Linked DNA regions of Homo sapiens: region 2 is linked to region 1. The links are chromatin contacts, found by Hi-C or POLR2A ChIA-PET in ENCODE. All regions are on one chromosome and are shown on one strand. Each heading gives the region's core, a stretch centred on a gene start or an enhancer-like site at or near the end of the contact. The rest is flanking DNA. Distances are from core to core; before and after follow the strand shown. Region 1 has its middle 30 kb from the start of FOXL3-OT1. Region 2 has its middle 64 kb from the start of PDGFA.

Evidence for each region. A loop is a pair of places that touch in the nucleus more often than their neighbours do. ChIA-PET counts read pairs that join two places held with the same protein, here RNA polymerase II (POLR2A). Pooled maps may share reads with other maps.
Region 2: a pooled map shows a loop between it and region 1 (4-fold over the local background). The contact joins two enhancer-like sites. A Hi-C loop is called at or near these places in 1 of 168 maps with a recorded cell type or tissue (naive thymus-derived CD4-positive, alpha-beta T cell) and 8 of 50 pooled maps. POLR2A ChIA-PET finds 5 or more read pairs at or near these places in 1 of 52 experiments (PC-3).

The regions. Positions count from the first base shown.
Region 1 is chr7:317,775-325,559 of GRCh38, reverse strand. No RefSeq gene overlaps it. Among named protein-coding and RNA genes, the nearest start is that of FOXL3-OT1, 30 kb to the right of the region's middle. RefSeq lists a silencer at 3,127-3,376. Within about 2 kb of position 4,204, at least 8 of the 41 ENCODE cell types and tissues checked have a DNase peak (open chromatin) inside an H3K27ac peak, as active enhancers do.
Region 2 is chr7:452,514-459,244 of GRCh38, reverse strand. No RefSeq gene overlaps it. Among named protein-coding and RNA genes, the nearest start is that of PDGFA, 64 kb to the left of the region's middle. RefSeq lists an enhancer at 6,580-6,731. Within about 2 kb of position 3,449, at least 2 of the 41 ENCODE cell types and tissues checked have a DNase peak (open chromatin) inside an H3K27ac peak, as active enhancers do.

The DNA of each region.
Region 1 (7,785 bases), core at 2,955-5,454:
TGTGGGGCAGAGACAGTGGGTGAAGGGAGAGGGGCTGGGTGGGGCACTGGAAGCCGTCTGCTCTACCCCACACTGTGGACTCACGCCGTCCTCACAACCACTCGGCAGCAACGTCTCCCTCCATCGTGGAAGGAGAAGGGTGGGCAGGTGGCTGCCAATGCCACTCCCATTTTCAAATGTGGAGACTGAGACACAGAACCACAGGTTTCAAGATGACACAGCCAGTAAAGGATTTGAACCTGGGCCTGTGGAACCCACTCCCACATGACACCCTTGAGGGACAGGGAGGTGGCGGGTGGCAGCTTCTGGGCAGACCAGAGGCTCATACTCGGAGAGGAGATGGGTGAAGACCCAGACACCTGCGGAGACGGTCATGGGGCTGACTGGCGGGACGGGGGAGGTAAGGACCGACTTGGCTTGCGACCTTTAGTGTTTGGGACAATGGTGGGTAAGTAGGCAGTTTTGCCTGTGTCGGGAAAATTTTAAGACTTTGAAATGGGCAAAAAGGATTGTGTGTCCCGTCTCCCGCACCCTTCCGGGGTCTTGCGGCCTTTCACGCTCTTTTGCAGAAACCTGACAATAATACAATAATACAAATGATGCGTGTCCGTAAAAATGCAAGTTAACCTTGTCTGGTGGAATGCCGTCGATCATTACATCATCTGTAAATCCACTTCGGTGCTCCTTGTTTTTTTTTTTTTTTTTTTTTTTTGAGACAGAATCTCGCTCTGTCTCCCAGGCTGGAGTGCAGTGGCGCGATCTCGGCTCACTGCAACCTCCGCCTCCTGAGTTCAAGCAATTCTCCTGCCTCAGCCTCCAAGTAGCTGGGACTGCAGGTGCCCATCACCACACCCGGCTAATTTTTGTAATTTTAGTAGAGATGGGGTTTCGCCATGTTGGCCAGGCTGGTCTTGAACTCCTGACCTCAAGTGATCCACCCTCCTTGGCCTCCCAAAGTGTCGGGATTACAGGCGTGAGCCACCGTGCCCGGCCCATTCCTTATTTTCTATATAATGTGCTTTGAATTCTCCTGTGAGCCAGTTCTAACGTCTTATTGGTTTCCTTGCTAATTAAGGCGTTCAATAAAATCCTCGCTGCATTTCATATTTGTAGGATAGTCATGCTTTTACCTTAAAATTCAACACTCTATTAATATGACTCTTGACCATCAGAGGTGGGTTTGGGGCTCAGGAGAGGGCAGAGCTGGGGGAGGCTGGGGTGGGAGGTCCAGGGAAAGATGGGAGGAGATGCTGCCTGGGGACGTAGAGGGAAGGGTTTGCAAGTACGACCTCCCGGCCTGTCTACAAGTCCCTCCTCGTAGCACTGCCCCCACGCTGGCCTCCCCCAATGCACATGAGGCTGGAATGGTCACTGCTAGAGTGGCCATGGGGGCCAACCCCGCACCCCACCCTGTGGCGTTGGTGTCCTGCCCACACCAGCACTGACATCCCTCCAGACTTCCAGCAAATTCTCTCCTATGACCCTGTTAGTGGGGACCATGGGTTTTGTGTGGTTTCTCAAACATCTCTGTGGGCGTACCTGTAAAATCAGAGGACGCCAAATGTGTGGCCCCACTGTGATCTGGGGGCACAACCCCACACAGCACCCACCAGGTTCAAAATTGCTTCAACATTTCTGTTTTTTAAACAGGATTTCATGGAAACTTTGCATTCAACTCCAGAGGACATCTGTGTTTGCTTTAGTACAAAACAATGTGTTAAATGGTTTTCCACTGTCAACGGACAGAATGACAACACATGTAGTTTAAAGATCTTAATGGACTCTATTTCGATTCTAGAATCGGGCAATGTGTCCCTCTGTAAAACAGAACTAGTGCTTCCTCGAGCTGAGCAGAGGGGGCGGCTTTACAGATGGAAAGGGCTTCCTAGAAGAAAGCAGAGGCAAAGAACACAGGCGGAGGGGTCGTTTCAAAGTTACTGTCCCTGCAGGGCGGGGACAGGGAGCAGAAAAATACAAAAACAACCAATCGATTGTCTCACATCGGGTGACTTCAGGCTAAGGATTAAAGCAGAGGGAACTTCATTCCACACTGATTGAAGACTGGAACCGGCCTGTTTGGGAAATTGGCCATTCTCTCTCTCTCTCCTTTTCTTTCTTTCTTTTTTGTTTTTTAAAATAATTTATTATTTTTATAGAGACAGGGTTCCACTGTGTTGCCCAGGCTGGTCTCAGACTCCTGAGCTCAAGCCATCCTCCTGCCTCAGGCTCCCAAAGTGCTGGGATGACAGGTGTGAGCCGCCGTGTCTGGCCAATCGCCCTCTCTTGATTTTTTGGAAGGTCAGATGACAACTTCGGTTGGGTTTGGTGACAGACAGCCTGACCATGGGTGACTGCATTTGATTTTTACCCAGAGCAGGCGCTTAGTTCAAAACCATGGTCTTCCATAATTTTTATGTAACTAGCACAGCGGAGGAAGAAGACACTAGGGGGGCGCCTTCCCACCTGCCTGGATTTCCCGACTCCGAGCCTCCCTCAAGGGGAGTGGATGGCACCTCAGTTTGAGAGGCCGGACTTCCTGGGTCCCTCTCCTGGCAGCTGCTCAGGGTCCCTGAGCCCCCTGTCCCCTGCCCTCTGTCCTCAGCAAGGGCCCTGGGTGGGGTCTTTTCCAGGGGGCAACTGCTTAGGGTCCCTGGGGCCCTTCCTTGCCCCTCTGTCCTCAGCAAACCTCTGGCCTGGGTCTGTCTCCTGCTCAACATCCCTGGGCCCCCTCCCCGCCTTGCCCTCCTGGCCCCAGCAAGGCCCCAGGCCTGGGGTCTGGGCAAGACCCCTCCTAGGTCAGGACAGGAGTGAATCCAGAGACCACTCGGCTTCAATTTGGTGCAGAGGCCCTAAAGGGCATTTGAGAAAAGATGGGGTAGGGAGGGGCCTGAGGGCAGCCGGACTGGACGCCAGGGGCTGAGCAGGTCACTGTCTCGCTGAGCACCAGGACAGCTGCTCTGCAAGCGTTCCCCGCGTTTCAGCCCCTCTTACAGGGTGGCTGTGGGAGTGACTGCGCGAGAAGATGGGTGTCAGGGGCTTACAGAGCCAGCCTTCTTGGTGGAGCCCTCCCACTGCCACCCCAACCCCGCTCCGTCCAGGGCGCTGCTCTCTTTCGGGGCGTCGGGCTGCAGGCCTGGACCCCAGACCTGGGTCTGCGGGGCGGCGGGGGCGGGGCCTGGGCCTCGGGGGGCGTGGCCGGGGGTTGGGGCGGGGCCCGGATCACCGCCCTCTGCGCCTGGCCCAGCCCGCGGCCCGGCCCATCCCTGGCGCTCTGCTGCCACCTGGTGGCGTGGCGCGGCCGTGCAGCCTCGGCCTCACCTGCGGGACAGCAGGTGCACCGAGCTCCTGGAAGGCGGCTGCTGGGCGGGCGCGGACGTCCGGCTTTAGGGGACAGATCTGGAAAGGGTGGGATGACGGGAAAGCTGCCCACTCCTCAGCGTCCGGTCAGGCCTCGGCTTCCGTGGCCAGACAGGGAGAGGGGCTTATGACAAGCACATCGCCACCTGGGCTAGGGAGTCCCGCGCTGCACCTCGAGAGCTAGGAGGGGCTGCGCATGAGGGGCCCGCACCCCTCGTTTTCCAGCTGGGAAACTGAGGCTAGAAAGGCCTTGGCGGCGCTTCCCAAGGGCAGTCCTCCCGTGCGCTGACCACTCGCCGCCTGGTCTGTGGATGGAGCCTGTGGGGCAAACAAGGAAACAGGCACACAAAACTGTCATGCAATGAACGCAGCCTAACATCAGAAAGCATGGCATAGCTACTTCCCACAGCGGGAAGTGCAGTGGAAAACACAGCAAAGCCGGAAGGCCACAGCCTGGGCTTGTCCCATGGGCGCTGCTGTGGCTGGGTGGGCTGGGTGTGGAGTGATGCATGAAGCCGGTTGCTGCCGAGGCCTGGGGCAGGTGGAGGAGGGCGATCCCAGAGCTCTGTGGGCCATAAAGACGTGGACTTTATTCTAGGTACCTGGCAGGGTTTCCTAAAGGGGGCTGCGGGGAAAAGGAGTGTGACATGATGTGGTTTCAGAAGTCCCACCCTCCCTGCAGGCCTGGCTGGAGTGGGTAGGGACATGCTGGCTTCAGGTGAGTGTCCTGGGCAAAGGGGCTTAGGGCCAGGCTGTTAGGACTTCAGCACAGAGGCTGAAGGATTTGCTTTGGGGAGAGATCCAGGGAGGTTATGGCCCACTGCCAGGTGTCAAGCCAAGTCACCCACAGGTGTGATGGGAACAGGGCCAAGTGACGTTTTTAAATGGCCCTATTTTCGATCCCGGGGTTACATTGTTTGCATGATCTCATTAATTCAGCACAATAGTCCTGGGTGTTTCTCTCCTTATCTCGCTTAATTGGCGTAACAGCCTGTGAGTCAGGCACTATTGCCCCTATTTCAGGCACAAGGAAGCTGAAGGCTCAGAGAGAGTTGAAGTGCTCTGTCTTACCCAGCAGGAAGGGGCTGCAGGATTCATCCTGGGCCAGACTGTGTGTGTGCCATTTTAAAACGAAGACACAGGGCCAGGTGCGGTGGCTCACGCCTGTAATCCCAGCATTTTGGGAAAGGCCGAGGCGGGCAGATCACGGGGTCAGGAGATCGAGACCATCCTGGCCAACATGGTGAAACCCTGTCTCTACTAAAAATACAAAAAAAAAATTAGCTGGGTGTGCTGGTGTGCTTGTAATCCCAGCTACTCTGGAGGCTGAGGCAGGAGAATCACTTGAACTCAGGAAGCGGAGATTGCAGTGAGCCAAGATTGCACCACCACACTCCAGCCTGGTGACAGAGTGAAACCCCATCCAAAAAAAAAAAAGACACAGTTCCTGTAACAGAAAATTACCATTTTAAGGTGTACAAGCCAGCTGTTTTCAGTAGATTTACAATATTGTACAGCCATCACCACTACCTAATCCCAGAACATCTGCATCACCATAAAAAGAAACCCTGTACCTGTTAGCTGTCCCTCATAAGTGTCCCTCCCCCAGCTCCTGGCAACGCCCATCTGCTCTCCCTCCCTGTGGATTTGCCCATTCTGCACATTTCATACAAATGCAATCATGGAAACAGTGGCCTGCTGTGCCTGGCTTCTTTCCCTGAGCAGGGTGACTTTGAGGCTGTCCAGGTTATGGTCTGGGTCTGTGCTTCATTCCTTTTCATGGCTGAATAATATTCCACGGCATGGACAAACCACACTTTGTTTCTCCATTTATCTGTTGATGGACAGGTGGGTTGCTTCCACTTTGTGGCTGTTGTGAGTGATGCTGCTGTGAACCTTTGTATCCTAGTATCTCTCTGAGTTCCTGTTTCAGTTCCTTTGGGTGTATACCTAGGATTGGAATTTCTGAGTCTTACAGTAATTATGTTTGCCTTTTTGAGAAAATGCCAAACTGTTTTTCAAAGTGGCAGCACCATTTTATGTTCCACAAGCAGGGTATGAGGGTCCCAGTCTCTCTATATCCTCATCAACGCTTGTTATTTCCCATTTAAAAAAATTATAACCATCCTAGTGGGTGTGGAGTGGAGTCTCATTGTGGATTTCATTTGTGTTTCCCTAATAATTTAGTGACATTGATGATCTTTTCAGGTGCTTAGTGGCCAATCTTTTATGGAGAAATGTCTATCAAATCCTTTGCCCATTTTCAAGTTGAATTATTTGTCTTTTTACTGTTGAGTCTAGGCCAGATTTTAAATCGCATTCCCTCTCTGGCTGAAGTTACCTGGGCTCTGCATAAAGTTCTACAGTGCTCAGCAAACAGTGCTCTCAAGCAAGGGGCAGCTGTCTGGGCAGGGCGTGAGTTCCTTCTCTGCCACAGCATCCTCTGTGTGTGAGCCAGTGATAACTTATAGATAGGTAGTGGGGAGAAGGGGGAGGCTGTGGGTGACCCATCCCACACTCCTGCTCTTCTCATCTCCTGCATTCCTTGGCAAAAACCCTCACCCCAATCCTGCGCCACCGTTGCCCTCCCCCAGAACCTGTGATGTTGAGCCAAGTTCCCCTGACCCTTGTAACAGGGGATCCCTGTGACCTCAGCCTTCTCCCTGCTGATCTCCGAGTGCTCATGGCTGCCCCTCTTGCTCCACGAACCACCTGGAATCAGGAAGATCATCCGCTTCCAGCACCATCCAACCCTGGGCGTGGAGAGGGGTCAAGAACATGGCTCTGCAGCTGCCCGGGTTGGGGCTGGACTAAACTTAGCCTCTCAGCTGCTCTGTGATCTTGGCCACTTCTCTAGCATCCATGTGCCCTCGCCAAAAATAGGGCTAACCTGTGGGATTGACCTCCCAGGCTGACTGAGAGCTCATGTGGTATCAGGCAATAAACAGGAGGGTGCTGTTATCCCAAAATGTTCTCAGATTCTCTCAGGGAAGCCAGCTCAGACAAGCAGAGAGACGCATGCTGGGTGCACGTTTCCAGAGATCAGAGGCTACGCCTGACCCTTTTTGGCAAGATCACAAGCACAGAGCTGGGGAAATAGAGCTCGGCAAATATTGACTCGAATACCTGGGAGGGATTACTGGTGAGGAAAAGGCAGAATGGTACACAGAGCGGGATCCAATCTGTGTGACAAAAACTAGAATGCGAGGTCTGCGTCTGCAGAGAAACGAGTGTGCAGAGGGCACACGCTGGTGCTCAGGGCAGCTGCCTTTGGGGTTTGGGGTTGAAGGGAGGCAGGTGAGGTGGATAAAACTGTTATTAAAGAACGTTCATCCCCACCCTCTTGTGGAAGGAGGGCACGTCCCCACTCCCTGACACTGGGCTTGGCGTGGAACCTGTTTGAACATGGGGCTTCAGTGCTGAGCTGCTGTGTACGCTGTGAGGGCTGCACTCCAGAACCTCTCCTGACCCGCCTGGAACAAGCGTCCCCCTGGGTAGCTGCCACCTGAGCCTGAGCCCCAGAAAAAAGCACAGATGGCTGAGCCCAACCCACAAGGCAAAGCACAGCTCAGCTCCCCGTGAATAGACACTGGCTGTGTCTACCCTGACTGGTGGTTACTGCTGCCCAAGCCTGTGAATGGCCACTGGCTGCGCCTGCCCTGACCAGCGGTTACTCCTGCCAGAGCCGCTGGGTGCTGGGTGGCTTTTCCCCTGCATTGTCATGGCAAGAGCTGACGCATACAAAGGGAGGATACATGGGGTTTTCACCTTTTACTCTATCATCTAAGAAACTTAGACCAAATTGGTTATCCTTTAGAGAGAAAAGGTGGCTTCAAATAAACAGGGTGCTGATTCTGTCTCATAACGTCTGGCTGGCCCCCGTGCCCTGTGGCCGTCGACACTGCCTGGCAGATGTCCGGTGCAGTTGCTGCTTCTCCATCCCTCCCAGCTGACGGCGGGCTGCCCGCAGGCACAGTGGCACCCTGTTCTCAGGACCTGCCTGGCTGGGCCTGGCCTGGGGCAGGTTTGTCAACGGGCTGAATCCCAGAATGCCAGAAATAGAACGTAGAAGTCCTGGGATCTGCACAGAGGGAATTCAGGGTGTATTCGGGTGGGCCGGGTGTAGCGGTAATCCTTGGTTCCTGGTTAGCTATCGTTTTGGAAGTTACTGGAGTTTCTCTGCGTTTCATCTGGTGCAGATCGGGGAAGGGTGTGCCGTCAGAATGTGCGTGTCCTGCCTCCCTGCTGTTGACTGAGGCATCTCTGCTGTCTCCACGAGAGCAAGTTTCCTTGTCATCCAAGGCTCCGCACGTGTTAGCCTGTGTCACTGGGGAGGGCTTGTGGCCTCAGTCTGCTTACCTGTAAAATGGGGTTATATCTGGTGTAAGCAATGCTGTGGACTGCCCCAAAAGGACGTCTGACTAATCA
Region 2 (6,731 bases), core at 2,200-4,699, 130 kb before region 1:
GAATCACTGATCCTGTTGAGGCTGGACATTGGGATGCACTGATCCTGTTGAGGCTGGCCAGTGGGATGCACTGATCCTGTTGGGGCTGGCCAGTGGGATGCACTGATCCTGTTGGGGCTGGCCAGTGGGATGCACTGATCCTGTTGAGGCTGGCCAATGAGAAGCACTGATCCTGTTGAGACTAGCTAATGGCAGCACTGAGTCAGAGACTGGAAGGCGGGAGGAAGAGAGGTGAGGGTATTTCTTCCTCTGCTCTCTCTGCACCTGGGTTTCCCACAGTAGCCCTGTGTCTCCAGGATGCTTCTCCTAGGATGCTCTTACTAAGGTCATGGCTTCCTGCTGCTGCAGGGCCCTGGGCTTGTCACTCCTGGGTGCTCCCCGAGCTGCCCAGGCAGCGTCAAGTCTCTTCTGTAAACTCCCCCACCACAGCTGAGCTAGCCTCTGCTCCCTGCCAGGCCTGGGCCACACCAGGTGATGCCCTGGTTGGAACCCTGGGTGCAGCGTCTGGGGGCGGGGTGCCTGGCCAGGTGAGAAACCGAGGCACAGCACAGCAAGCCCACAGGAAGCCTCCGGGTCATGGTGGATGGGGGTGGCCACTCACACACACAGGCTCTCCTCTTGATAGCCAGGTCTCCAGTGTCTGGGGACAGCTAGGCCCATGGGAGTCCCATCCCTACTGTCCAGGCTCAGCCCACGGGAGCCCCGTCCCTACTGTCCAGGCTCAACCCAGGGAAGCCCCATCCCCACTGTCCAGGCTCGGCCCACGGGACCTCCGTCCCCACTGTCCAGGCTCGGCCCAGGGGACCCCCATGCTCGGCTCACAGGAGCCCCGCCTCTACTGTCCGGGCTCAGCCCAGGGGACCCCTGCCCCCACTGTCTGGGCTTGGCCCAGGGGACCCCCATCCCTACTGTCCAGGCTCGGTCCAGGGGACCCCCATCCTTAGTGTCCAGCAGGGAGGGCGGGATGTGCGCTCACAATTCCTGCCGTTCACCGCCGGCCATGAGATGCGAGTTAAGGAAACATTTATTTTAAATGTAAACTGAGAGCAGCAGAATTCCTGGATGGGCTCTGTGGCCGCAGCCGTGGACCTGAGGCCAGGCGGTATGAATAGGAACAGTTGTCGCTGCTCTTAACCCAGAGGGGCCCCCGTGGACAGTGGGGCCTAGGGGAGGGCCGTACAGGCAGCGATGTCCCCGTGGGGCAGGGTCAGACCCTGACCTGTGGCCCTCTCGACCTCACCCTCACACCCCTGGGAGTCTGCGGGAGGACAAGGCCTCACTGCTGTCCCCAGCCCCTCACCCGAGGCCTGGTGCTGAGTCCATTCTGCCCGCCTTCAGCTCGGGAGCGCCAGCAGCACCCAAGGCCCCTTGTGCTCCCTCTTCCTCTTCAGGGAGACGACTCCCATCCCACACTGGAAGTCGCACATCAACACAGCCCCCCACCCTCACTGCCACCCCTCCTCTGTGGGCCCCAGAGGCCTGGGGGGTCCCAGCGTTGGAGTGGGAGGTCTGGGGTGGGAGATCTGGGGGTCCCGGCATTGGGGTGGGAGGCCCGGGGGTCCTGGCATTGGGGTGGGAGGCCCGGGGGTCCCAGCATTGGAGTGGGAGGTCCAGGGTGGGAGATCTAGGGGTCCCGGCGTTGGGGTGGGAGGTCTGGAGGGGAGATCTGGGGGTCCCGGCATTGGGGTGGGAGACCTGGGGGTCCTGGCATTGGGATGGGAGGCCCAGGGGTCCTGGTGTTGGGGTGGGAGGCCTGGGGGTCCCAGCGTTGGAGTGGGAGGTCCGGGGTGGGAGACCTGGGGGTCCCGGCATTGGGGTGGGAGACCTGGGGGTCCTGGCATTGGGATGGGAGGCCCAGGGGTCCTGGTGTTGGGGTGGGAGGCCTGGGGGTCCCAGCGTTGGAGTGGGAGGTCCGGGGTGGGAGACCTGGGGGTCCCGGCGTTGGGGTGGGAGGCCCGGGGGTCCCAGTGTTGGAGTGGGAGGTCTGGGGTGGGAGATCTGGGGTCCCGGCATTGGGGTGGGAGGCCTGGGGGTCCTGGCATTGGGGTGGGAGGCCCGGGGGTCCTGGCGTTGGGGTGGGAGGCCTGGGGGTCCCAGCGTTGGAGTGGGAGGTCCGGGGTGGGAGACCTGGGGGTCCCGGCGTTGGGGTGGGAGGCCCAGGGGTCCCAGTGTTGGAGTGGGAGGTCTGGGGTGGGAGATCTGGGGTCCTGGCATTGGGGTGGGAGGCCCGGGGGTCCCAGCGTTGGAGTAGGAGGTCCAGGGTGGGAGATCTGGGGGTCCTGGCGTTGGGGTGGGAGGCCTGGGGGTCCCGGCGTTGGAGTGGGAGGCCTGGGGGTCCCAGTGTTGGAGTGGGAGGTCTGGGGTGGGAGATCTGGGGTCCTGGCGTTGGGGTGGGAGGCCTGGGGGTCCCAGTGTTGGAGTGGGAGGTCTGGGGTGGGAGATCTGGGGTCCTGGCGTTGGGGTGGGAGGCCTGGGGGTCCCAGCGTTGGAGTGGGAGGCCTGGGGTGGGAGATCTGGGGTCCTGGCGTTGGGGTGGGAGGCCTGGGGGTCCCAGTGTTGGAGTGGGAGGCCTGGGGTGGGAGATCTGGGGTCCTGGCGTTGGGGTGGGAGGCCCAGGGGTCCCAGCGTTGGAGTGGGAGGCCTGGGGTGGGAGATCTGGGGTCCTGGCGTTGGGGTGGGAGGCCTGGGGGTCCCAGTGTTGGAGTAGGAGGTCCAGGGTGGGAGATCTGGGGGTCCCGGCATTGGGGTGGGAGGCCCAGGGGTCCCAGTGTTGGAGTGGGAGGTCTGGGGTGGGAGATCTGGGGTCCTGGCGTTGGGGTGGGAGGCCTGGGGGTCCCAGCGTTGGAGTGGGAGGTCCGGAGTGGGAGATCTGGGGTCCTGGCGTTGGGGTGGGAGGCCTGGGGGTCCCAGTGTTGGAGTGGGAGGTCTGGGGTGGGAGATCTGGGGTCCTGGCGTTGGGGTGGGAGGCCTGGGGGTCCCAGCGTTGGAGTGGGAGGTCCGGAGTGGGAGACCTGGGGGTCCCGGCGTTGGGGTGGGAGGCCTGGGGGTCCCAGTGTTGGAGTGGGAGGTCTGGGGTGGGAGATCTGGGGTCCTGGCGTTGGGGTGGGAGGCCTGGGGGTCCCAGCGTTGGAGTGGGAGGTCCGGAGTGGGAGATCTGGGGGTCCCGGCATTGGGGTGGGAGGCCCAGGGGTCCCAGTGTTGGAGTGGGAGGTCTGGGGTGGGAGATCTGGGGTCCTGGCATTGGGGTGGGAGGCCTGGGGGTCCCGGCGTTGGGGTGGGAGGCCTGGGGGTCCTGCCGTCGCATCGCTGGCTCTCCCTGAACCCCCTCCTGGTCTGGTCTCTCCCTTCCCAGTGGACCCAGCGTCATCGGAAACAAAAGCCAAGAATGCTGAGGGGCCCCCGGGGCCAGTGACAGCGGCTGGCCGGGCGCCAGCAATCACCATAGGCGAGTCGGGGAGCTGGCGGGTGGCCAGGAAGTGTCCCTACGGCTGCCTGGTGGGCATGTGGGCGGCCGGGCGGGCGGGCAGCCCAGGGAAAAGGCCCCTTCCGGGGGAGCCCACGGGGAAGCAAGGTCACCCTCAGACCCCAGCCCGTCTGTGCACGTGTGAGCGTGGGGGCGGGGGGCAGAGGGAGCCCCACTCAGAGGTGGGGAAACGGAGGCTCAGCGGGGAGTAGCGACTGCATGTGATACTCACAGTGGCCCCTGTGCTCCCCGGGGACACGGACACAGCCGTCCCCACGTCCTGCGTCCAGCCCAGGCCTGGCACAGGGAGGAGGGAAGGGCCAGGCACTGTGGGAACTCTGTGTTGTGAAGCTGCCCATGGCCTCGGGTTCAGGTGGATGCTGCCCCGTTGTATCCACGTGGAGATGGGCCCCAGCGATGCTCCAGGGCGGGAACCTGACTCTGGGCTCAGACTGCTCCTGACTTCTGAGCTTCCCACCTGTCCGGGCGAGGCCTGCATGGGCCGGTGGAGGTCAGGAGAGGCAGAGCTTGGCTGACTGGGCCCCCGAGGACACACGGGGGACAGGGTGGATGCTGACCTGGGCCCGCGTCTTGCCCAGGCTGGGCCAGTGGAGAAGGCCCTGGTGGAGGCGTCCACCCCTCCTGGGTCCCCAGGGCACCGTCCCATCTGCAGCCCAACGGACATGCTGTTCTGCCCCAGCACAGGGGCTGTAACCTCGGTGCTCGGACGGACTCAGGACAGACGCCGGCGCTCCGATGCAGTCAGGACAGACGCCAGCGCTCGGACGGACTCAGGACAGACGCCGGCGCTCGGACGGACTCAGGACAGACGCGGGCGCTCGGACCGACTCAGGACAGACGCGGGCGCTCGGACGGACTCCGGACAGACGCGGGCGCTCGAAGGACTCCGGACAGACGCCGGCGCTCGGATGGACTCTGGATAGACGCCGGCGCTCGGACGGACTCAGGATAGACGCCGGCAGACCCACACCTCACTGAGGGCCAGGTGACGAGCCCCCTCCACCAGGAAGGCCTCCTTGCTCTGGCTGTGCGGCCCCGGCTCGGTGGCCCCCGGCAGATTTTTGTGGGTGCTGCGGGTGCTGTCCAGGGGGAGATGCCTGGTGCTGCTGTGTCCCAGGGCAGCCCCTGGGAATGGACACCCTGCCCAGGACGTCCGCCTCCCTCTTACAGACAGGGAAACTGAGGCCTGCCTGCAGCTGTGACAAGAAGGGCTGTAGAGGGACCCGTGCATGTAGGTGGGGGTCTGGCCACCCCAGCTGGTGAGCTCCCACTTCATCGGCTCCGCAGGCCCAAAGCCCAGTCAGGTGCAGGAATTGTTACCCCTTCCTCAGGTGGCCGTGTGGACCCCTGGAGAGAATTCTGACTTGGAGTCTGCATAGAGTCAGAACCAGGCTCTGCCACCCACTTGGGGAGTCTCTTGCCCAACCTGGGCTTGTTTACTCAGCTGTTGTGGGCAAGAGACCCCTCGCCACCCGGGGGGGGAGGGCTGGAGGATCCAGGGGTCTCCCCAGACCTGTCACAGCAGCTCAGGACAGTGGCGTCAGGACCACGAGGGTGGTGGGCGTTCCTGTGCTGGGTGGGGGTGCTGAGGGGGTGGCATTCTCCTCTTCCTCCCCACAAGAGCCTGAGGAGCCCTTGCCTCCGGGGCGTGTAGATGCAAGACAAGCATCGTTTTACTCCAGGGAAGAGCAATGCTGCCCAGGAGGGCCCGTCCACCTGTGGGGCCTGGAGATGCAGGACAAGCATCATTTGACTCCAGGGAACAGCAATGCCGGCCGGGAGTGCCCATCCATGGGAAGATGCTGGAGAATCGACGTGGTTCCTGGTCCTGCTGCTGGGTCAGGACCTCAGAGGCCCCTGGAGTATGTGCCTAGCCCACCCGCCCCCAGGCCCTCGCCTTCCATAACCAACTCAAAATGAAAACAGACCAAACCATACAATAAAAACGTGCAATTTTAACAGTGGGGGAGCCTAACGTGGGCGGAAGGCGCGGGCTGCCCGGGGTTGGATTCCGGGCCTTTCCTTACCAGCTGCACGACCTTGGGGACGCTGCGTACATCTCCCTGTCCTCGATTTCTCTTATCTGTGAAATGGGGAGATCACAGAACCTCTTTCAAGGTCCCTGTGAGTGTGTTCATAGATACAAACCCTTAGAACGATGTCTGGCATTAGACACAGTGATCAACAATCAGGTGTTATCATTGAACGTGACACACGGAGCCCGTGTCTGCTGGAATGAAAGCAGGTTCCTTCCGGGTTTGGGCTGCTCCTGAGTTCGCTTTGTGCCTGTGGGTCTGGACAGTCCAGGCCTCTGGGGCCTTTCCCCAGGGCTCCAGCCAGACAATGGTGGACACGGCGCAGGGGCAGAGGGTGCTGGCCGGCCTCAGTGTGGCAGGAAGACCTTCTACCCAGAGCATGGGGATGCCTGAGCCACCCCATCCTGCCAGGAGAGCATGGCTGGTGCGGGCGCCCCCCCCAACCCATGGCACTTGTCCAGGCCTGAGGCACCGGCTCCCACAGTGTCTCCAGGGACCACGGCCTGTGCTGGCCGTGGAGGCTCCTCCTCTTCAGGGGGCTGGGGCTTCCCCTGCGTGCCTCAAACGCAGCTTCTCTACGCAATGGTGCCCACCTGGGCCCCAGCCCCTCTTCAGGTCCTCATGTTTCCAAGCCACAGCCAGAAGCACACCTGGAGAGGGGTGAGAGCACGGACCCCCGCCTGGCCTGCCCTGTTCCCTCTGCCCAGGCATTTCCTGAAGCCCCGGTGCCTCCCTGCGGATGGGAATTCCCCTCCAACCCCCAGCTCGCTGGGGCCCTGGGCCGGCCTGCAGGAGGGACCTCTGACACCCCCGTCGTCTTTCTGGGACCCAGGGAGGGCTGGCTCAGCAAGGAAGGACCGAGGGGGTGGACGGAGCTGCCAGGCTTCCTCCCTCTTGCTGACCCTTGATGGGGCCTGAGTGGCCTCAGGGTGTGGACCCTCCTGGCTCAGGCCCTGGGGATATTAGCGGTGATCTCCGCAGACTCTTCGCTCCCTTGGCGAATTCCATGCAACCCCACACAACCCTTCGAGGTGGAGGCTGAGGACCAGTCCCGTTTTACAGGTGCAAACACTGAGGTGCAGAGGCGTGAGGCCGCTGTCTGAGGCCATACTGTGCACCGCGGAGCTGGGGCTGGGGCCAGGCTCTGCGTCCCGGCTGCCTCGGGGTGGCTGCGTGGCCTGGGACAAGTCCTGGAAGCTCTGCATTCGGGG